Regions from separate parts of the Homo sapiens genome. Here region 1 is linked to region 2. Evidence: chromatin loops called from intact Hi-C (ENCODE). Cell type or tissue: GM12878. All regions are shown on one strand. Each heading gives the region's core, and the rest is flanking DNA. Links, peaks and the distances in the headings are about the cores only.

Region 1 (11,571 bases), core at 5,005-7,504, 300 kb after region 2:
CAATGATGTTAATAACAACCTGAAATTTTGTGGGGCTTGTCTAGTTTACAGTGTTTTTATATCCTTGATCTCTTTGGGTCTCCAAGTCATCTCTATGAGGTGCCATCTGTGAGCACTTAACCATATGCAATGTAGATTCGTCATGTCCTTTAACCCTCTCAACAATTCTATGAGGCAAATATTATTATTATCTCAATATTTCAGATGAGGAGTCTGAACCTCAGAGAGGTAAAGTATCTTTCCTGAGGTCATGCAGCTAGTGTAAGTCTTTGGAGGACAGTTTCCTTCTATGGCGGTAGTGTGCCCACTTTCATTCTCTCTGAGCCCCTCTTATTCCAGAGACCTTTTAGTTGGCTATGTACTATTGCTATGCAGTGGGGTGGAGGGGCTGCTGTGTTTTTAGCTCTGAACAGCTTATAATGCCAGGTCACAGTGAAATTTCTTTGTGATTTGACCATGAGGCAGCATGACCTACCAGAGTTGGATAAGCCTGGGCAATGTGGGATGCTGTTCACTGGGGAAGGTAGTTAAGGATATGAACTGGGGATATAGCATGAAGAGAGAAAATGAAAACAGTTATGTAATTTGGTAGAGAACAGTACAAGAGTGGGACTTTTAGAGCAATTGAAGAGAGGTCTGAATAGTTGAGAGACTGGCTTTAGAGGCAACTAAAACTCCAAGGAGTCATAAGGAAAAGAGAAGGAGAAAATATTCTTGCTTCTTGACCAGAATAACATGAAAGTTAAGGGGGATTGAACGTAAGTGTTCAAACATTTGGAAGACAGTGGCAGGCTGTTGTAGGATTTCACTGAAGATGACACACAGAGGACTGGTTAAATTGGAGCACTGCAGAAGGCAGGTGCTTTGTTAGCTTCTAGGAAGGATTTCTTGGATGCCAGGCATTTCTCACACTGTAACAGATGTCAAGCTACTTGCAATGAACAGGATATCAGTCAAGCCACTTGGGTGCCCAGCACTCTTGTACACCCTTTCTAAGTTTGGGGAATTTCTCATTTACTGAGTCTGTGCCTCAAGTAGAAAGCCAGAAATGGGCTTTCCAAGCTTCCCTTGTATAGAATGCAAGCCTAAGTTCCTGACCAGAGGCACCTGTGTCTGGCTTCAGTTAGGAAGCCAGTGATGCTAGGAAGCAGGTGTCCAGAGGAATTTATTCTGGTGAGAGAAGGGACATAGATATTTAGCATCTAGATGCAGCAATCACAGAGTTGATTGTGGAAACACACAGTGCTCAGTGCTGTGGGTGGGACCTGTGGTTTCTGTGTCAGTGGGGATGCTGATGGGGACCCCATGAAAAAAATCTGGAGGATACTGTGATTGATCCACTGTTCCTGGCTGTAGGGCTTCCCGGAGACACTCCAGAGAACTAGCAACACTTTTTAATAATTTCATTTTCTTCTTAAATCAGCTAGGGAGTGTTCTTTTGTCCACACCTAAGAACCTTGACTGGTACAACAGGTAACTGAGGGCGCTTATAGAGTCTCTGGAGACTTTTAGAAGTAGGAAAAACACTTGGCTGTCAGTTCAGTATGATCAGAGTATGTATCAGTCAGGGTTCTTGGTTGCAAACAACAGAAACCAACTCTTTGTATTTTAAGCAGAAAAGAAATCTATTGAGGTTTCAGTGATTCAATGAGATGCTGAAGAATCAGTACGAAATATGGACAAAAATTGAGAGCTTGAGTTAAGAACCCTCTTAGGACAACTGGGCCAGGAAGCATCCTTTGCTTCTCTAGGGTAGCGCTTGACCTGTCATTAGACACCAGGAATTAGATACCATTATGGCTGCCAGGAATAAACCTGACTATCCCAGAGTCTTCATACCACTCACTCTAGCTTCTGGATAAGGGGTCTATCTGTCTGAATTTCCAGGGAATACATACAGGCAGAACCCCCAACCTTTGGACTTCTGAGGTAAGAGGCTGGGTACTGAACCCTACCAGCATTACACACAGGGCAACATTGACTCAAAGAGAAGGAGGAGTTAGATACAGCAATAATAGATGTCCATATCGGGGCTGGAAAAGGCAGTCACATGCAGCCTCATTGATCCTTGCATGGTTGCATATGAGTGTGTCGTCAGACCTGGAACATTTTCTTATATAGCGATAAAAAGCCGTCACAGCCTATGCTAGACTGATTGCCCTGTTTAGGAGTATCTTTCCCTGTTCTGGATTTGATATTAACTTTTTTGTTTTGCTTAAGTATATGCATCATGTGGCACCACACCTGGCAATCCCACTGCTATATCTGTTCACAACACAGTCCTTTGCCTTTAATACAAGAGGAGTGCATGCAGACAATCTCCCTGCATCAGCTCCAGGGCTGGCTTACTGGCCATGGGAGACCAATGGTCACTATTGAAGCTGACCTTGCTCTGTCTTTTCTCTAAGATGCTGTTCCAACCAGTGCCTCTGGGAGTTGTGTCTTTCTTGGTAATCTTGACATCTACAAACCATGCAGTGTGTTGACATTTTGATACTGCCGCTCCTGGTGATATGCAACAGGTCTCACTTGCTTGACAAGGGCACGTGTCTTTAGCTTAATGCTATAAGATGTTGAGCTGTAAGAGATAAATGCAGGACAAACTCCTAACAGATAAAGAGGCCTGTATTAGTCAGGGTTCTCTAGAGGGACAGAACTGGTGGAATAGTCATATATATAAAGAGGAGTTTATTAAGTACTAACTCATATGATCACAATATCCCACAATAGTCCGTCTGCAGGCTGAGGAGCAAGGAGAGCCAGTCAAAGCTCCAAAACTGAAGAACTTGGAGTCTGATGTTCGAGGACAGGAAGCATCCGGCACGGGAGAAAGGTGCAGGCTGGGAGGCTAGGCCAGTCTCTCTTTTCACATTTTTCTGCCTGCTTATATTGTAGCCACTCTGGCAGCTGATTAGATTGTGCCCACCCAGATTAAGGGTGGGTCTGCCTTTCCCACCCACTGATTCGAATGTTAATCTCCTTTGGCAACACCCTCACAGACACACCTAGGATCACTACTTTGTATCCTTCAATCCAATCAAGTTGACACTCAGTGTTAACCAGCAAAAGTCCTCTATGCTGCAAAAATCAATGATGGGACAAAAAAATCACTGTCTCATCCTGGTTTTTATTGTTTATTTATATACTCTATCCCCTTTTTATGTTACATTTCCCCCCATATTTAAAGCAACTGCTGGAACAATGGTATCACATGCTCCATGATTCATCCATCCATCCATCCATCCAATCCATCCATCCATCCATCCATCCATCCATCCATCCATCTATCCACCTGTCTATCTATCTATTCACCCAGTAAGCATTTACTATGAACCTCCTCTGGGCGTGCCCCAGAAAGTTGCTGGTGATGCAAGAATTAATGAAGCGGTCTCTATTTATTTATTTATTTATTTTTATTTTGAGACTGAGTTTCCCTCTTGTCACCCAGGCTGGAGTGCAATGGCGTGATCTTGGCTCACTGCAACCTCCGCCTCGTGGTTCAAGTGGATTCTCCTGCCTCAGCCTCCCAAGTAGCTGGATTACAGGTGTGTGCAACCATGCCCGGCTAATTTTTATATTATTAGTAGAGACAGGGTTTCACCACGTTGGCCAGGCTGGTCTCGAACTCCTGACCTCAGGTGATCGGCCCACCTTGGCCTCCCAAAGTGCTGGGATTACAGGTGTGAGCCACCATGCCCAGCCAGCAGTATCTTTAAGTAGCTCAGTCAGTGAGGGAGTTGCTATGCAAATAGAGAATTACAATATAAGGTGTATTAGTTTTCCGTTGCTGTGCAAAAAGTCACCACAAATTTAGTGGCTTAAAACAATACTGATTTATTAGCTCACATTTCTGTAGGTCAGAAACCCATTATGGTATATCAAGTTCAGGGCATCAGAAGGCTGAAATGGAGGTATTGGCTGGACTGACTTCTTGTTTGGAGGCTGTGGAATAATCTACTTCCAAGCTCATCCTTGTTGGCAGAATCCAGTTCCTCAAGGTCATAGGACTAAAGTCCCCATTTCCTTGTTAGCTGTCAGCCAGAGACAGTTCTCAGCCCCTTGAGGCTGCTCTTAGATCTTTGCCCAAGGGTCCCTCCATCTCAGCAGCTGAGAATCTTCCTCATGTTGAATCTCTCTGACTTTTATTTTTGCAACCAGCTGGAGAAAGTACTGTTTTGAAAGCACTGTTTTTAAAGCACTCTTGTGATTAGGTCAAGACCACCTGATTAATCTTCCTATTTTAAGGTCAACCAAATAGCATATACTATATAACATAATGTAATTACAGGACTATAATCCATTATAATTGATGAAGGATTTTTCTTGACCCCTTTGTCAGACTTGCAACGGGGGTGCCCTGTTTACTTGGCTTACTGGGCTCAACTTCTTGCAGGAGGGAGCATGTGAGTGAGTGAATGCGGGATCTGATTGGGTGCTTTAAGGCGCCAGCAGGAGCAGGTTCTATGTGGGCCTCAAGGGATGTCGGTGCCCCGCTGGGGGAGCCTGCAACCCCCGAAGCCCCAGGGGATGTGTTACAATGCTCTCTTAGCTCTGCTGTCTGTGGACAGTGGTGTGTTATCAGCTCAGTGGGCCCCTTGCCTTGTTGCATGGAGTGGCTGCCCTCCATTAGTGAGGGCAGAGGGCCAGTGTGACAGCCTTTTTTGGGTACCCACACTTGGTAGGTCCTGATTGTCTGGCATCCAAGAAGAATGAGGTCACCCAGACACTTGAAGGATGGTGAAGGTGGATAATTTTATTAAGCAATGGGAAATGGCTCTCAGCAGAGAGGGGAGCTGGAGAGGGCACAAGACGGGCAGATAATCTTCCCCTAAAGTCCAGCTGTCTCTAGTCAGCTCTTCCCTGTAGTTAAGCAATCTCTCTGAAGTTAAGCTGTCTCTCCTCTGAAGTCCAGTTGTCCCTCTGAAGTCAAGTCACCTCTCTCCAGTCAAGCTGCTTCTCTCTCCTTTACTGACTGATTCTGGGGTCTTTATAGGCACAGCATGTGGGGCGAGGTGGGCCATAGGTAGTTTTGGAAAAGGGAACATTTGACTGGTAAAAAGACATTATTCAGAAAGAACCAACTGGGAGAGAGCCGGCAAACAGGGATAGAAGTTCTCACTTTGGGCCGTGGGTTTCAGGCTTTTCGGCTCAAAGGTGGGGTTTCACTGGAGACCTGTCCCCAGTCTGCCTAGAATTTCTCTGCCTCCTGCCTCTATCATTATCATTGGCCCAGAAATTATGCAGCGCATAATTATGAAATTATGTACACTGGGAGGGGGTGTATGGAAAATCTTTGGGACATCACAGAATCCTGCCTACTATGCAAAGTGGCATGTGCTATTTTGGAGGCATACACAAGGAATCATAGGAGTACATAGTTTTAGAGGTGGGAGAAGCCAGGGAAGTCTTTTTGGAGGGCTATTATCTGTAGGGGTGCCTTTGGAAGGATGTCAAAAGTTATTCAGTTGACAGGGTTGAGAAGCACTTAGCCCTACAAAGTGAAGATTGGTCATAGGACTGTTCCAGCTAGAAGGAATGACTTATGTGGGGCCAGAGGTATGACACAGCATGGTGTATTTGGAAATAACAAGTTTGGGGTTACTGGAGAGTAAATATTTTCCAAGGAAGGGAGTGGTGAGATGGGGACCTGGAGAGGCCCGGAGGAGTCCAGACTAAGGATCTGGGAGAATCAGATCTTTGGGCCCTCTCACAAAATGTTTGATTTGGGGTGGGGCCCAATAATTTGCGTTTCTAACAAGCTCCCAGGTGATACGGATGCTGCTGGCCTGGGGCCACACTTTCAGAACTGCTGCTCTGCAGAATGAATGGGAAGAGAGCAATTCTGTGGGTCCAGTAGGAGGTCATGGTACTAGTCTAGCAGGAGATAATGAAGCTCTGACCGGGTTCAGAGCCAGGGCATTGAGGGTGGGTATAGTGTGGAGTAAATGGGATTTAAAAAAAGATTTAGGAGGGAGGCAGTACTGGGGTATGGGTGTAAGAGACAAGGCAGTTAGGGCTGACCCCTGCTCTGGAGAGACCTGGAAGGAATCTTAGCCATGACCCAATCCAGCCCTCTAATTCCTCTGATGGGCAATGTGAGGCCCAGAGAGAGGAAGTCACACCTTCAATATCACACAATTGTTGGTATTGGCACTGGGACAGGGGAACCAGATTCCCTGGACTCTGCAACACAGCATTTGTGAATTAATTTGGAAGGAAGAAAACAAAATAAAACCAAGGCAGCCCCAGCTCTCCCAGAAACTCCTTGTCAGTCTCATTTCCCTGGCTCCTATCTCCTTTGTCTGCCACTTGGCCCAGCATGCTTCTAGGGTAAAAAGCATTGCAGCCTGTGTACAAGAGGAGAAGGAAGTTCCTCCCCTGGACATAGACCTGTACAGGGTTCCTGAAGGAGAGGTCAAACTTATCAAAGGTGTTTTAAGTCTCCTAACTGATTCTTTCAGCCCTGGGCTCTTGGTTGCAGGAGAATTTTCATGGCTGAGATACTCTACCAGTGACAAATTTGCTGAAGCATGGAGACGAGATTGGGAAATTGCAGCATGCTCCTTGGATTTCCAAAGGGACAATACTGAGTACGGACATTCCTTCTCACACACACGTACGTTGGAGTGCACACACATGAGATGGAGATCAATCTTAACCCCCAAAGGTCCCTTTGTCTCACTGAAGTGCTTATTAAATGAATCTATGTTTCCACTGGCAGCTCTGAGTCATCTAGAAAGGGAACACAATGCGATGTCAGTCAGTATTTGTTACTGTCAGAGCCTTCCTCGCAGCCTGCCCTGCGTTTATTGTCTTTTTGGGGCCCGTTTTATCCATTTTCTGTGGGTAAAGTCATTAATCTTCCTCCTGGCTCGGGTGCTGTGCATCACTGACAGCTGGGGTCCTGGCTTCCTGGGCTGCTGGGTAAGGGCACCTCCGGGCCTCTTGGTGACAGAGTTTTGATTAGAAAGAGTGAAGAGCAAGCCAAGCCTTTAAGAGGACCCAGGAGGCGGGGTGTAAGTGTCTGTGGTCCCAGAAGGCACTGGGGATCAGTGGAAAAGGTCACCCTGTTTTTGAATCATCTGCAGTGTACCCTGACACCAAAATACACTTAGTCCTATGCAGAGTCACTTGATAAAGAGGCTAATGAAGTGGAAAGATGTCAGCAGAGCTAAGCAGGCCAGGCTCTCGGGGATGCACCATGATTCAACCTTCTGTTACCATGGAAACCAGGGAGGCTTGGCTTCCTTTTTTCTCTCCTTCTTTTTGGAAGGTCTCTCCTTGGTAACCTTGACCCTTTCACATTGGCAGCCAGAGACAAGAAATTCCATTTTCCCTTATCTGGTCATGGTTGGATGGTAAGACTCTGATGGGTGTGTGATGGGGGAGGGGTGCTGGCCAGGGGCTCTGGAGTGCCTTAATTCAAATGCATAAAGTGGAGGGTGGGAGGCGATAGAAAAAGAACACAGTTAATTAAGGTTGATATTGCAGAGAAGGTTGTTTTCTGAATAATAAATTCTGTGGGCTTCAAAAACAAGTGCAATTAAAGGAGTGCAAAAAGGAGAGACAGTTGAAGGGCAGAGGAGGACCAGTCTTTTCGGGGGTGAAAAGGGGGATACAGGGTGCATCTAAGAGGCCCTCACTATGCTGGGATCTTGATAGGCAGAACAAATACTGTGTTTGATGATCATTTGTGACATTGCTGCCTGTACAAATGCTCTTTGCCTTGAGCAGTCGAGTCATTTACATCCTTAGCTAAAGAAGGGCTTTGAAGTTGATCCAGAAGGGAGGATTGGCCTTAGGTTGCTATCAAGGAGAGGGCTTTTGCTTCAATTTACTCTCAGAAATGTTGTTCCTGGGCAGATGTTTCCTCAGTCATGTTGTACATCACTTTTCAGTTCAAGTGCCCACTACACCTTTCTGTTCTCTGTGTCTTCTGGAATAAATTATTGATTGAGAAACATGTATAAATTCCTGGCCAGTTAAAGCTTGGTGCTCCTTGGGCTGGACGTCCAATCCTGAATCAGACGGAGGAGTGGGTGGCCAATGACATGCAGTCTTAACATAGCCCCCTTACCCACCCCTCAATAGTAATATGGGTTTGAACGAGTTTTTACAGAAATAAATATAGTGTCAGCCTCACCCAAACATCTTTTCTGTTATAGAAACCTTTACTTAACTTCAACAGATGTCAAGAAAGTAATATGTATCTTTTACAATAATTATTATAAAGGTAAAAATCTTAGCCTGTCCTATGTTATAAAGGTGTTTTTCTTTTACAACTGTGAATCAGGAAACACATCTTCAGGTGTGTACAAGATCTGGGAGATCTCAGATTTGGCTAGGCTACCGGGGAGGAAGTTCTCCATGGTTGACAAAGGTGGCTAGGTTTTCAGGATTTTCCTAATCCACCCATTCTTATCACATTTTAATTGGTGACCCCACTTGGGGCTGGGGTGATGTGACTGGGAAAAGGGCTGGAGGGAACCACACTCCCTCATCCAGCTAAGAACCACACTCCCTCATCCGTATTCCCTCATCCAGCTGGCATAGGGGAACGCTGAGAGCAGAAGGGATTTTACCTCCCTTCACATAGATTGTGTATAGAGATTTCCTGTGTATGACATAGATTATGTATAGAGATTTTCCTGTGTATGATTTATCAATAAAGAATTGCTCAAATAAATTATGCTACATCTATAATGGAATACAATGCAGCTGAGTAAAAGGATGAGGAAATGCTGGAATGATACGGAAAACATTCCAGCATCTATTTTTAAGTGAAAAAAGCAAGAGCAAGCAGTGTATGTATTATATTTTGACTTCTATTAGAAAAGGGAGAGAATCAAGAACATATCTTCATATATGATTGCATTTCCATGAAAAAACCATGGCAGTACACAAAATCAATAAATAAAATAAATAAATTTTAAAAGCAGCCAGGGGAAGGATGGGGTGAGAATTAGATTGAAAGGCAGACTCCATATATACACTTTTAAATTTAATTTTTGAACCACACACGTTTATTACTTATCCAAACATTAAATGAATAGTAGAAAACACAAAGTTAAAATTACAAAATGGTAAATGAAAATATATATATAAAAAAAAAAAAAAACAGGAAAAACCAGTAAAATCTCTTCAAAAATTCTTTTCCCTATGTTCTTGCTTGGGGAACTCTTTCTTTCCTTTCTTGCTGTCTCCTGTTTTTCCTTTTCTTCCTTCCTTGTTAGAAAAGGGCTTTAAGATGAATTGAGGGGAGAATAAATACATATACTACAAAACAGATTTTAAAAAGTTTTCTTGGAGCTGATGATGTCAGCAAGATGGCAGCATCAGAGATAACCCACTTATATTGCCCCACAATAATAAAAATTCTGTACCCATTTACAGAACGCAATCTCTTAGAGGGAGCCTTGGAATTCAGATAGGAGCTTATGAAACCTCAGTGGAGTCTAAGACATAGGAAGGCCATTCTGAGAGTGCATGCCAGCACCAAGGTAGCAGACCCTACAATCATGCTCCCAGGTTCAAATCCAGAAACAGCTTAATTCCCCAAAGAGCTTGGCCATGGGCCCATTTGGCCTTGAGCCTTCAACCAAAACTCTTTTCCAAGGAGTCCGGGAGGAATCATGCACATTAATGCCTTGGCAGGAAGGCTTGTCTGTCCGCTGATATCAATCTCAGCAGTGGATCTGAAGGTCACCCTGTATCTCAGCTCCAGCCCTCTTCAGCTGGTCTCAGAAGGAAAGCTGTCTTTATCTTAAAGACGGGGCATTACCTATCTGTCTAAACTTCTATGAGGAGCCCACCAGCCACCATTCCACAGCAAATCCTGAGGGGGCACAGTATCAGCTATGTCTCCTTTTGCTGCAATTGGGGAACCCTCTTGCCCATGCAGGAAGTCACCGGGAAGTATGCAAGTCTGGGACAATGGGGCAAGCCTGTCAGCCTCTGTCCCATGGTGAATTCTGAGGGGGCTCATTCTTGGCTCCAGCCCCTCTCTCAGCAATCAAGGAACTGTCACACCTATACAATAAACTTCTGGTAAATGTGTGCCTGTTGGGCACATGGGACAGACTTGCAGAATTGGGTCCCTGGTTAGCTTTCCTACACAACCTGGGTATCCTCCTTGAGTCTTCCCCAAGTTCATCTGGGTCGAGGTGCCGCACCAACCTTGAAGCTATAGCTAGACTTATAGAGAATCTGAGCTTAGGGCGCCCTCTACTGCTGAAATAGTTCCAGTAGTCACTGACTCTGAAAAAGGTCAACCGGCTTAGATCGTTGGGCAGGCCCACTCAAGAAGGATGGGCACAAACACAAGCAGACTACAAAGACTGGAATACATACCTAAGTCTTCAAAGCGTAGGCATCAACATATGTCTGCAAGGATAAAGAACAATCTGGGAATTATGACCTCATTTAACAGACAAAACAAGGCACCAGTGACAGACCTTAAAGGGGTAAGATGTGTGCTCTGTCAGACAACGAATTCAAAATAGCTGTGATAAGGCAGCTCAGTGAACTTCAAGAAAACACAGATAAACAATTCAGAAATTTATTAGAGAAATTTTACAGAGAGATTTAAATAATACAACAAATTCTGGATGTAAAAACTACAATGAATGAAATAAAAATTCAAAGACAGTATAAATAGCAGAATTGATCAAGCTATTGAAAGAAAGGGTGACCTCAAAAAACAGGCTATTTAAAAATACATAAAAAAAAGACAAAATAATAAAAAGGGATGAAAAAAGATTATGGAATCTACGGGCTATGTTCAAAAAAGCAAACATTCATATCATTGGAATTCAAGAAGTAGCAGAGAAACACGAAGGTGTAGAAGGCTTCTTCAATGAAATGATAACAGAAAACTTTCTAAACTATTTATATCCAAAAGGTTATACATATCCAGGTAGAGGAAGACTAAAGTTCACTAATCAGATACAACCCAAATAAGACTACCCTAAGGCATAGGATAATCAAACTCTGAAAGGTCAATGTGTTAGTCTATTTTGCGTTGCTATAAAGGAACACCTGAGATTGGGTAATTTATGAAGAAAAGAGGTTTTTCAGGCTGTGTGAGAAGTGTGGTGCCATATCTGTTTCTGGTCAAGAGCTCAGGAAACTTTTAATCATGGCAGCAGGGGAAGGGGGAGCAGGCATGTCACATGACAAGAGAGGGAGGAAGATGGTGGAAGGAAGGTGCTATTCTCTTTAAAAAAATCAGCTCTCATGAGCTCTCATGTGACCTAATAGAGTGAGACTCACTCAGTATGACAGAGAGGGCAGTGAGCCATTTATGAGGGATCTGCCCCCATGACTCAAATATCTGCTACTAGTTCCCACCTCCAGCATTAGGGGTTACATTTTAACATGAGATTTGGTGGGGACATATATCAAAACTATTTCAGTCAAAGACAAAGAAGATTCTGAAAGCAGCAAGAGAAAAGAAACAAATAACATATAAAGGAATTCTAATACATATGGCAGCAAACTTCTTAGCATACACCTTGCAGACTACAAGAGAGTGGGATGATATGCTCAGAATGCTGAAGGAAAAAACCTGTC
Region 2 (11,571 bases), core at 5,378-7,877:
TGCTAGAAGACAGATGAATTTAGAGGCATCATCATGATGGTTATTCAGCAACCTATAAAAGAAACAACTGCTTAGGAAGATTAGTTCCTCTGAACAAACAATGACAATAACATCAATAGTTAGTAATTTCAGTTTGATCTGAAGGCCACTCAGATCAACAATCAAGTAAGGAATTTACATAATCAAAGGATGTTTTAGAATGATGAGCTGTCTATAAGGTTGGATGAGTACTGAAGTCTATTAGACCCTCTTCCCTTCCAGGGGTCTCAGCATGAAGTAATAAGGCCTTGACCTTGATGGTAAAACGGAAACAGGAAGGAACAGCTGTCTAAAGCATTTTCAGGAAACATTCCTCAGGACTCCAGTAACCTCATCTAGTATTCCAAGCACCCAATGGTTCAAGCTAGAAACTTGGGAGTCGTCATGAACTTCTCCCTTCCTTTTACCCCGACACCTATCAACTACCATGTTGTTTCATTTCTACCAAATTTGCCTCTTTCTGTCTCCCACTGCCAATATCCATGCTTAGGCTCTTGTTTGTTGCTTGATATTTCTGAGTAACATATTTGATCACGTCATTGTCCAAATTAAAATTCTTCTGTCAAGTAGGCTAAAGTCCCAGCTTTTTTTTTTTTTTTGAGACGGAGTTTTGCTCTTTTCACCCAGGCTGGAGTGCAGTGGCACAATCTCAGCTCACTGCAGCCTCCACCTCCTGGGTTCAACCAATTCTCCTGCCTCAGCCTCCAGAGTAGCTGGGACTATAGGCGCATGCCACCACGCCTGGCTAGTTTTTGTATTTTTAGTAGAGACGGGGGTTTCACCATGTTGGCCAGGATGTTCTTGATCTCCTGACCTTGTGATCCGCCTGCCTCGGCTTCCCAAAGTGCTGGGATTACAGGCGTGAGCCACGGCGCCTGGCCTAAAGTCCTAGCTTCTTGACCTGACATAGAAGGGCCTCCAGAATCTGATCCTACCTGCTCATGTCCCCTTCTCTTACCATTCCTGCACTTGTGGTTGCACAAATGTTCCATGCCTTCTCACACCAGGCATTTGTAAATGCTACCGTCCTTACCACAATACCCTTTTCCCTTACTTCACCTTCCAGGAACTCTTGCTGGCCTCCTGTGTCCTTCCATGTGCTTATTATTTCTGTCATGGCTGTTCCACAATAGCATAACCTTATTGGAATAACTTTTTTTTTTCAACTTTTATTATAGGTACAGGGGTACATGTACGGGTTTGTTACAAAGGTATACTCAGTGATGTAGAGGTCTGGAGTATGAACGAATCCATCTCTCAGGTAGTGAGCATAGTACCAATAGCTAGTTTTTCAGCCCTTGCTCCCTCCATCCCTACCCTTTCTTGTATTCCCCAGTGTCTACTGTTCTCATCTTTTTTTTTTTTTTGAGACGGAGTCTCGCTCTGTTGCCTACGCTGGAGTGCAGTGGCGCAATCTCAGCTCACTGCAAGCTCTGCCTTCTGGGTTCACGCCATTCTCCTGCCTCAGCCTCCCAAGTAGCTGGGACTACAGGCACCCGCCACCACACCTGCCTAAATTTTTTTTTGTATTTTTAGTAGAGACGGGGTTTCACTGTGTTAGCCAGGATGGTATCGATCTCCTGACCTCGTGATCCACTCACCTCGGCCTCCGAAAGTGCTGGGATTACAGGCGTGAGCCACCACGCCCGGCCTGTTCTCATCTTTATGTCCATGTGTACTTGATGTTTAGCTCCCACTTACAAGTGAGAACATATGGTATTTGGTTTTCTGTTTCTGCGAATTTGCTTAGGATAATGGTCTCCAGCTGCATCCATGTTGCTACAAAGAACAAGACTTCATTCTTTTTTACGGCTGCTTAGTAGTCCATGGTGTACCTGTACCACATTTTCTTTATCCAGTCCACCATTGATGGGCATGTATGTTGATTCCATGTCTTTGCAATTGTGAACAGTGCTTCATTGAACATATGGGTGCATAAGTCTTTTTGGCAGAATGACTTATTTTTCTTTGGGTATATACCCAGTAATAGAACTACTGGATTGAAATGTAAACTCTGTTCTTTGAGAAATCTCCAAACTGCTCCATGGAGTTCAGCCATGTCCACCTCTTTAGTGAGACTGGGGAAATTTCCGTGGACTATATCCTCATACGTTTTCCAAGTTGCGTACTCTCGCTCCTTCTCTCTCAGGAATGCCAATGAGTTATAGGTTTGGTCTCTTTACATAATCCCATATTTCTGAGAGTTTTCATTTTTTAAAATTCTTTTTTATTTTTGTCTGCCTGCATTGATTCAAAGGAGTGGTCTTTGAGCTCTGAGACTCTTTCCTCAGATTGATCTGTTGTTATTAATGCTTCTAGTTGTATTATGGAATTCCCGTAGTAAATTTTTCAATTCTAGAAGTTCAGTTTGGTTCTTTCTTAAAATGGCTGTGTCATCTTTCAACTCTTGGATCATTTTACTGTTTTCCCTGGATTGAGTTTCAACTTTCTCCTGTATTTCATTGAGCTTTCTTACCATCCAGATTCTGAATTCTGTCATTTCAGCTGCTTTAATTTGATTAACAACCATTGCTGGGGAGCTAGTGAGATCATTTGGAGGTAAGAACACACTCTGGGTTTTAGAATTGTCAGAGTTCTTGTGCTGGTTCCTTCTCATCTGTGAGGGCAGGTGTTCCTTTATCTTTTGATGTTGCTGTCCTTTGTCCTTTGGATGGAGCTTTTTTGTTTTTACTTTATTTCCCTTGAGGGTTTGACTGTGGTGCAAGCTGAGTATAGCCAATTGGCTTTATTTCTGCATGCTTTCAGAGGGCCAAGGCTCTGTATGGAATCTCTTCTGGATTTCTTTTTTTTTTTTTTGAGATGGAGTTTCACTCTTGTTGCCTAGGCTGGAGTGCAACAGCGCAACCTCGGCTCACTGCAACCTCTGCCTCCCAGGTTCAAATGATTCTCCCGCTTCAGCCTCCGGAGTAGCTGGGATTATAGGTGCCCATCACTATGCCCGGCTAATTTTTTGTATTTTTAGTAGAGATGGGGTTTCACCATGTTGGCCAGGCTGGTCTCAAACTCCTGACCCTCAGGTGATCCACCTGCCTCGGCCTCCCAACGTGCTGGGATTACAGTTTTCTGTCTTTCTTGAGACAAAGCCTGGCTCTGTCACCAAGGCTGGAGTACAATGGCGTGAACACAGCTCACTGCAGCCTCAACCTTCTGGGCTCAAGTGATCCTCCTGCCTCAGCCTCCCAAGCAGCTGGAACCACAGGTTCATACCATCATGCCTGGCTAATTTTTTTGTAGAGACAGAGTCTTGCCATGTTACCTAGGCTGGTCTTGAACTCCTAGGCTCATGCAATCTTACTGCCTCGGCCTCCCAAAGTGCTGGGATTACAGGTATGAGTCACTGTGCCTGGCCTGTATGGGATCTTTATTTGTGGCCAGAATCCTGTACTGGGTTTTCTCAGGCAATTCATGCTGGAATTTTTTGGTGCTGTAATTCAAGCTGTAACCTGGGAGATGGCATTTAATAGTAAGGGCTACCAGGTAGACTGCAGGTTAGGGGTATGTCTGTGGGTGGTCTGTTCATGCAGTAGGTCAAGGGTGAGGGATCCCTGGGTAGGGTGATGCTGCCTTGGCCGTGCAGCTGGTGTGGTGCCCACAGCCTAGGTTTTTTTGGCCAGCAGATAGCAGTGAGAACTTCCCAGCTTGTGCTTCCTTGACAGGTCTCCTGGTTACTGCCCAGAATTTGGCCCAACCAGCTAGTTTGTCACAAGACTTCTGCACCCAGATCACTGGGCTATTAGGTGTTCCAGACTGCCAGGCTCCCTTGGGTAGAGGTTGTGGCCCAGTTCCTGTGCCAGCCCATTAATCCATACCTCACTTTTCCCAGTGCTCTGAGAGTAAGGGCTCTTCCGCCACTTGAGTTCCAACCACAAGTCTCAGCTTGGCACTCCTGGACTGTGTGCTCTAACCCTGGGGGCCTGGGACCAGGCCTGTAGCTTAGTTCTCTGGCTCCCTGAGGTCGAGCACCAGCTGTGCTGGGTGAGCCAAGGTGCTCCCAGGCCACCAGTAAAAGCGCTCCACTGGGGGCCACTGGCAAAAGCGCTCTCGCAGGGGAGTGGAGGCTGTGCTGTGTGCCTGCTCCTATGGGAGAAGCCAGACAGGAGCCCTGGGAGGGGCTGGTGGACAGGGGAGTGCATGGATCAGATACGCCCTGGTCCTGTGGGAAAGACAGCCCTGCTCTCTCCAGGTCTGGCAGTCAACAAAGGTTAGAGCCTCTTAGAGGAATATGGAGAGCCTTGGGGGATAGGTGCCTATGGTTGTGTTTTGTTGCAGCTGTTCCCATGCAAAACCCCATGGGCTCTGTGTAGCCTCGAGCTCTGTCTCTGCCAGCTCTCCAAGCAGTTTTCCCTGCCAACTCAAACGTCCATGGTGGCTGTGGGATCTCTTGCAGCTAGAATCCCAGATGTCCACAGTGACAGTGGCCTGCTCTGCAGTTACTTCTTTCACCCCTTCCTTAGGAGCCATTCAGAGCCCATGCAGGGTTCTCAGTTTCCTCCCTCTTCAGCCTCAGTGACTGCATCATCTCTCCACTGACTCTCAGTGCTTTCTCTTAAAAGGTCTGTTCAAAGTATGCTGGTTTACTCAATATTTTGGTTTCTCTTGGTAGGAAAGAGAAGCTCTCCCTGGCTGTGTCTTCTTGGCCATCTTAACATCCTTGTCTTTTTTTTTTTTTTTTTTTTTTTTGAGACAGGGTCTCATTCTGTTGTCAAGGCTGTGGTGCAGTCTCATGATCATAGCTTACTGCAGCCTCAAACTCCTAGGCTCAAGCGATCCTCCCAAGTAGCTAGGATTACAGGTGCAAGCCAGCACACATGGCTTGGTGTAACTCTTTCACTAGACTGTAAGCTCCTTACAGGGTATAAAACTGTCTTACTTTCTTTGTATCCCAACCGCCCTCAAGACCAGACACAATACCTGGCATATAGTTAGCATTCAACAAGTGATTAAGGAAGAAAAATAAGAAAATGTTTTTGATCAAACAGATGTATACTTCATTTGTGCTTATTAGAGCTATACTATGATTTTTATACTTATTCTCCATAACATTCCTCAACATGCTTAAGGCTCCTAAAGTTAAATAAACACATGTTTCAGAAAAAGATTCACGCAATAGATGCTAATAGGAGCCACCTCTCAGGATTAGAAAATGGGTGGGATGATCACAATAGAAAAACAGTGAGGTCTTTCAAAAGAACTACTTATATATATAAAACAGAATAGTAAGATATAAAAACAGCAGAGACATGACAGATGAGAGCTACTCTGAGAGGACAAAGTGAAATCAGAAATGGTCTTTTGCTGTGAAATAGAAAGAAAAGGTGAATTACAATTTTCTGCCAGTGTTACTGGCTGGTCAACTCTATGGCAGGAGAAAAGATGATAAAAGTCATGAAAGCTAAAGAATGAAGGTAAGCATAGCTATTCTAAACTAGCATCTTTCAGAACTTTTAGGACAAAATGTTATTTTGTTAATGGACAAATGATACATTGATATGAAAAGGTAAAAGAAAGTAAAGCATAATAAAGCTGAAGCAATATTATTGATTCCATTTGAGATGAGTTCTGCCCAAAAGCTGATACTCTAGGACCTCAAAAAGAAATGCTATGGAGCAATGTCTTTCTCCTAAAAATGTCCTGACTATAAGAAGAATATATGTCAGAGTATAGACATGAAATGGGCAGCGGCACAGGGAAAGGAAGTGGAACAGAGCCCTTTGGAGGAGAGATACTGAGGCCTCCACCCCATGAGCAGTCTGACATGAGAGAAATTATTTCCCTATATTCTGTTTTTTTTTGAGATGGAGTCTCGTTCTGTCACCCAGGCTGGAGTGCAGAGGCGCGATCTCGGCTCACTGCAAGCTCCGCCTCCTGGGTTCCCGCGATTCTCCTGCCTCAGCCTCCTGAGTAGCTGGGACTACAGGTGCCCGCCATCTTGCCTGGCTAATTTTTTGCATTTTTAGTAGAGATGGGGTTTCACTGTGTTAGCCAGGATGGTCTCGATCTCCTGACCTCGGGATCTGCCCACCTTGGCCTCCCAGAGTGCTGGGATTACAGGCGTGAGCCACCACGCCCGGCCATTTCCCTATATTCTTATGACTTTTATATTTGACTCTTTTTTTTTTTAAGATTATGTAGAGCTACTGGAGCAAATCAGCATATATATGTATTTTCCAAAATGTTTTAATTCTGTATAATTACCTGTTAGCAATTTTTTTATTTGAAAGTTTTAATATACTATACTTGAGCCCACATTGCTTTATGCAAATGTTACAAAAAAAAAAAATTACAAAACTAAACACGTCTTCTCCAAGGTCAACGTGGTAACTCACACCACCATGTTTAGCTGCTTAGTCTCCCAAAATAGCCACACTTGGGGCTCCCTTCAAGCACCCTGGCTTTTAAAAGACATTTTAAGAGCTCAAAGAGGAGTTTCCACTAGAGGGCACTCAAACCATTTTAATATCTGACTGTAAAATAACACTTTAATTTAGAGACACACTTATCTATTCATAGAATTTTTCTGATGAAAAAAAGACAGGGATAGTTGCTCATGCTATATAACTTCATAAGCAATTTTCCTGCAGTTAACCAAAATGGAGACTTGTACTTCATGTCTTTCCCCCGCTTTTTGCGTTTTGCAGAAATGTCTTCCTTACAGATAAAATTTAAACAATTCATCTGAATAAAATACAGCTATTGTGGTGGTGGCTATGATCTATCCACCAACATACACTCTTTTTAAAAAAATTTTTTTATTTTTAAGTTCCAAGGTACATGCGCAGGATGTGCACGTCTGTTACATAGATAAACACGTGCTGTGGCGGTGTGCTGCACCTATCAACCCATCACCTAGGTATTAAGCCCAATATGCATTAGCTATTTTTCCTAATGCTCTCCCTTCCCTCACCCCACCCCAACAGGCCCCAGTGTGTGCTGTTCCCCTCCCTGTGTCCATGTGTTCTCATTGTTCAGTTCTCACTTATGAGAATACCCTCCACCAACATAGACTCTTTAGTTCTAATGTGATGTATGAAGAACTTGAACTTGACCTGCTGCTAGATTTTTAAAAATAAGAATACATTTATTAATCACCTACTATATTCTCAAGCATTATCCTATTAAGGGCTTTTAGCTGAAATGAAGAAATTAGAAAGAATCTGTCTGTTCAATCTGCTGCTATTATAGGTTGATGTTAAATAATAATAACAATAGGTGAGTAGCATTTCCCAATAGTTTACCAGGAAGGATATTTAGCTCAGAAAAGGCGAGAAGAACATGCATAACAAGGGTGCTGATCAGTTAAAAGAGGCAGAAGGGGCAAGCTGTGATACTTAGCTAAGATGTATAAATATACCAAAAAATAACTCCTAAAGAAGAAAGAAGGGAGAAAAAAGAGATAAAGAAGAAAGATGTTGGGTTTGAATTCAAGAAAATTTGTCAGAATGTTAGAATCCAGGAAAAGCTTGATAAATATACTAGTCCTTCAGTTCCTTAACTGGAGCTTTCAAAAGGTAATGATTAAAATCTATTAGAATTCAGTATTTCTAACAAATCAACTATATATAATTCTAAATTGGATCTATGGGAATGAAAATGTATTTCCCATGTGACACATCTGATTTGCCCCCCATAAAGGGGAGTTCCTTTTTGCTTATTTCACTGCTGCCAGATTCAAATCCTGAGACCCAAATTTAACAAGTAAAAGTGGCTGGGTGTGGGGTTCACACCTATAATCTCAGCACTTTGGGCAGCCGAGCTGGGAGGATTGCTTAAGGCCAGGAGTTTATGACCAGCCTGGGCAACAGAGTGAGATCCAGTCTCTATAAAAATTAGCCAGGTGTGGTGGTGCCTGCCTGTAGTCCCAGCTACTTAGGAGGCTGAGGTAGGATTATCACTTGAGCCCAAGAGTTTGGGGCTGCAGTGAGCTATGATTAGGTCTCTGCACACTAGCCTGGGCAAAAAAGTGACATTCTGTCTCAAAAAAAAAAAAACAAAAAAAAAAACAAAAAAAAAAACAAGAAAAACCAAGTAAAACTAATAAACTATCAAATAGTTTTTAAAGAAAGATTTCTGCAGATCTGCTTTACTGTTTTTTAAAGAGGTTAGATAAAGGCTTGTGGCAAAGAACTTGTATGTGAGTATAAATGGTTGTAAATCATTGAATTTTCCTTGTTGATATAAAGAGTAAAGGGAAAATGTATAAATGAGTAAAATAGGTGACCTTTAGAAAGCATGTCATGAGGGTCACACAATTCTTTGCCTAGCTCCAGAGAGACTGCTCACATACTTACTTTCTCCACATGGCAATGAATGACTGTGCTGTCACAAATCCTGTCTTCTCTCCCCCTGCAGCCCTGAACATGGGGGCTTTCCAATAGAGAGGACAGCCACAGACCTGCAAATAGAAAACACATACAGGGTAAGCCAACAGGGAATGAAGAGATGACACGGCCAAAGAAAAGATCTTTGTGGCTTTTACCCTTCATGCCACAGTGGATGGAAGAGCCCTCAGGAGAACAAAACTGGAGCATAGGAAAATATATCAACTAGGGTAGATTCAGAGAGAGGCAGAGGGGAAACAAAATAAGAGAACATGTTCAATGAAGAAAACGGAAATTCATTTATGTTTTCTCCAAGTCCATTTAAAGTGATTCCCTCCTCCAACCTGACAGTTAAAGCAAACAGCATCCCTTCCCACCACTTTCTTCTTTTTTGAGACGGAGTCATGCTCTGTTGCCCAGGCTGGAGTGCAGTGACACAATCTCAGCTCACTGCAACCTCTGCCTCCTAGGTTTAAGCAATTCTCCTGACTCAGCCTCCTGAGTAGCTGGGATTACAAGTGCCCACCACCACACCTGGCAAATTTTTGTATTTTTAGTAGAGATGGAATTTCACCATGTTGGCCAGGCTGGTCTTGACCTTCCGATCTCAAATGATTCACCTGCCTCAGCCTCCCAAAGTGCTGGGATTACAGGCGTGAGCCATTATACTTGGCTTACCACTCTTATAAATTTACTACCTTCTAGAAAGAAAAAGAAATGACTGAATGTCACAGTTGTAATATATGTCCTTCATTCATTCCTTAAGCAGAAAATAACTTCGTGTTAATATTCCACTACCTATCTCCTTCTCTCTCCTTTGCCTATTATGTTATTAAGTCCCAGGTTCAAGAAGAACCAGAAAATCCTAGACTGCTCAAGAAAACAGCTATCATATCTATTTAAATGGTTATAATTCAGGTAAAAGATGAAAGGTAAAATGCTATAATTTATTTATATATTAGAGGCTACCACAAATGATTACAAAGCCTTAGGAAAGACTGGAAATGAATATAAAACAATTTTAGTACCCTAAAAGGTATTGATTTTTCTCGATAAAAAGCTCTTCCTTTCAATTAAAAAAAACCTGAAGGAGAAAAAATTCTCTATGAAAAGGGAGGTAAATTTAGTAAGAACTCTCTTTCTCATGAGAGTAAAAGGACAATTTATTTTTAATTGAAAGGAAGAGGTCCCCAAGTCCCAGGCCATGGACACATGGAGAGGTAACAGTCCGTGGCCTGTTAGGTACTGGGCCACACAGCAGGAGGTGAAGGGCAGGTGAGCGAGCAGTACCACCTGAGCTCCACCTCCTGTCAGATCAGTGGCAGCATCAGATTGTTATAGGAGAGTGAACCCTATCGTGAACTGTGCATGCAAGGGATCTAGGTTGTGCACTCTATCTAACGCATGCCTGAGGATCTGAGGCAGAACAGTTTCATCCTGAAACTACCCCCACTCTACCCCCATCCATGGAAAAACTGTCTTCCACAAAGCTAGTCCCTGGTGCCAAAAAGGTTGGGGACCGCTGCTGTAAGTAATAATACAATCGTTACTATTAGCAAAGAAATAGTCTCCAAATCATCTCAATTTCTACACACACAGAAAACATATCCCAAATGTGGAACTCTTCAACAAGTCACATTTTGTTATGAGATAAATATGTTATTATTCACATTAGACCCAGGATCTGTTGCGCCCTCATCATTCTACAGAGGAAAAGCCTCTCCTCTAGAGGAAGACTAGATGTGCATCCACCTTAGGCTTAGGTGAAGCTGCTCCTGGTGTGAGACTTCAGTGCACAGGGGACCCCCACAGGAGCCTGAAGAGTACCTAGTCTGACATTAGTTATCCTGAAAGAACATCCAGGCTGCTGGGTTCATGGAGATATGGAAGGCAAGATTCAAGCCAAGGGAGGTAAGGACAGGGCAGAAATAAGAGGCTGCTACTGCCAGGGCCACTAAAGCATGTCTGCAAGCAGAGCAGAATTTAAGATTTTTTAAGTCCAGAGGTCGAATATCTCATACCTCCACTGGGGTCAAGAATGAGGGAAAGGTGTTGCTTAGCAACCATGTGATTTTGTTTATTGTATACATAATTATTACCAAGGTGCAAAGCTCACAATTAATATACTCTGGCTGTATAAGCTGTTGAATCCACTTTCCCCAATCCTAGACTCTCCTTTCATGCAGAATGGTGGTTTGCCAAGAAAATGCTCTTAGACAGTCTTAGTGATGGGCTAGTGGCAACTACTGGGAAAGAATCGTCTGTATCATGGAGGCAGGGTGAATGGAGCCACAAACAGACGGTGTGCGGAGACGCTGGAACTGGCTTACCAAAGTGCTTCAAACTCCCACCATTAGAGTCACTCATGAATTTTTCAGAACTGGAAGGGATCAGGAATCTTTTAACTTCCTGATCAGAAACACTTCCAGGGGCTGTGTGCTTACCACCTTCTGTGGGGTAACTTCCACTAACTAAGCAAATTTCATTCTCTTACAGTCTTTTCTCCAGAAGACTCCTATTAAAATGGATATACACCAGCTCATAAGGAGGATTAAGTCTCTGAAGATTAATAAACTTATTATGACCCAGAGGCAAAATCCTCAGAGACAGGGTACAGAACAAAGATGTTCTGAAGTAGACTGGAAAAGGTCAGCCTATTGTTCTCATAGTGGGGTACCCTGAGTAGCCAAGTGTTATACAGCAGGAGGGTATTATGCCCTTGGAAAAATGACAAAGGGAAAAAATGGGAAAGGCAGAATGGTAAGGGCTATGGACATTACACTCTATTAAAAAAAGTATGCTAGCCTGCATCTGCTTAAAAATCAAAGATTTAAGGTAAAAGGAGCCAGGAGATCAATAAGAACCTAAACAGTAAATGGTATTAATCTGAAGGCAAGAAAATAGCACTTTTATTAATAGAAGAGAGAACAAGCTTTTTCTTGTTGAAGTGTGAAGTGTGAATACTGACATTTTGTTTTTGTTTTTTTTTTTACAAAGGAAGAGTGGATAGCAAGTGGGTATACACAGAGATACAGAAAATAGATTTAGGAAACTTATTTTTAGAGGGGGAGGCGAGTCAATATATGGTAATCAAAGTTCTGGAGCAAAGAAAACTTGATCAACACCTACGATTTGATCTAAGAATGGCCAACAAAACAAATAATCCAAAGCAAGGTTGTCTAATGATACACAT

The links. A loop is a pair of places that touch in the nucleus more often than their neighbours do. Peaks named below come from ENCODE experiments on the same cell type or tissue, not always from the same donor. Only the 100,000 strongest peaks of a DNase experiment are listed, where the experiment ranks them.
Region 1: it touches region 2 in a loop (5-fold over the local background); 9 of 110 quality-filtered maps call a loop at or near these places.

The regions. Positions count from the first base shown.
Region 1 is chr3:135,735,599-135,747,169 of GRCh38, reverse strand. No RefSeq gene overlaps it. Among named protein-coding and RNA genes, the nearest start is that of PPP2R3A, 220 kb to the left of the region's middle. In GM12878, for the core only: no CTCF peak of the experiment used is centred there; a DNase peak (open chromatin) is centred at 6,451.
Region 2 is chr3:136,037,740-136,049,310 of GRCh38, reverse strand. PPP2R3A (protein phosphatase 2 regulatory subunit B''alpha) reads right to left here. Exons shown (of 14, transcript NM_002718.5): 4 at 8,349-8,452; 5 at 1-52. Among named protein-coding and RNA genes, the nearest start is that of PPP2R3A, 78 kb to the right of the region's middle. In GM12878, for the core only: a CTCF peak has its summit at 6,488 (motif pointing right); a DNase peak (open chromatin) is centred at 6,492.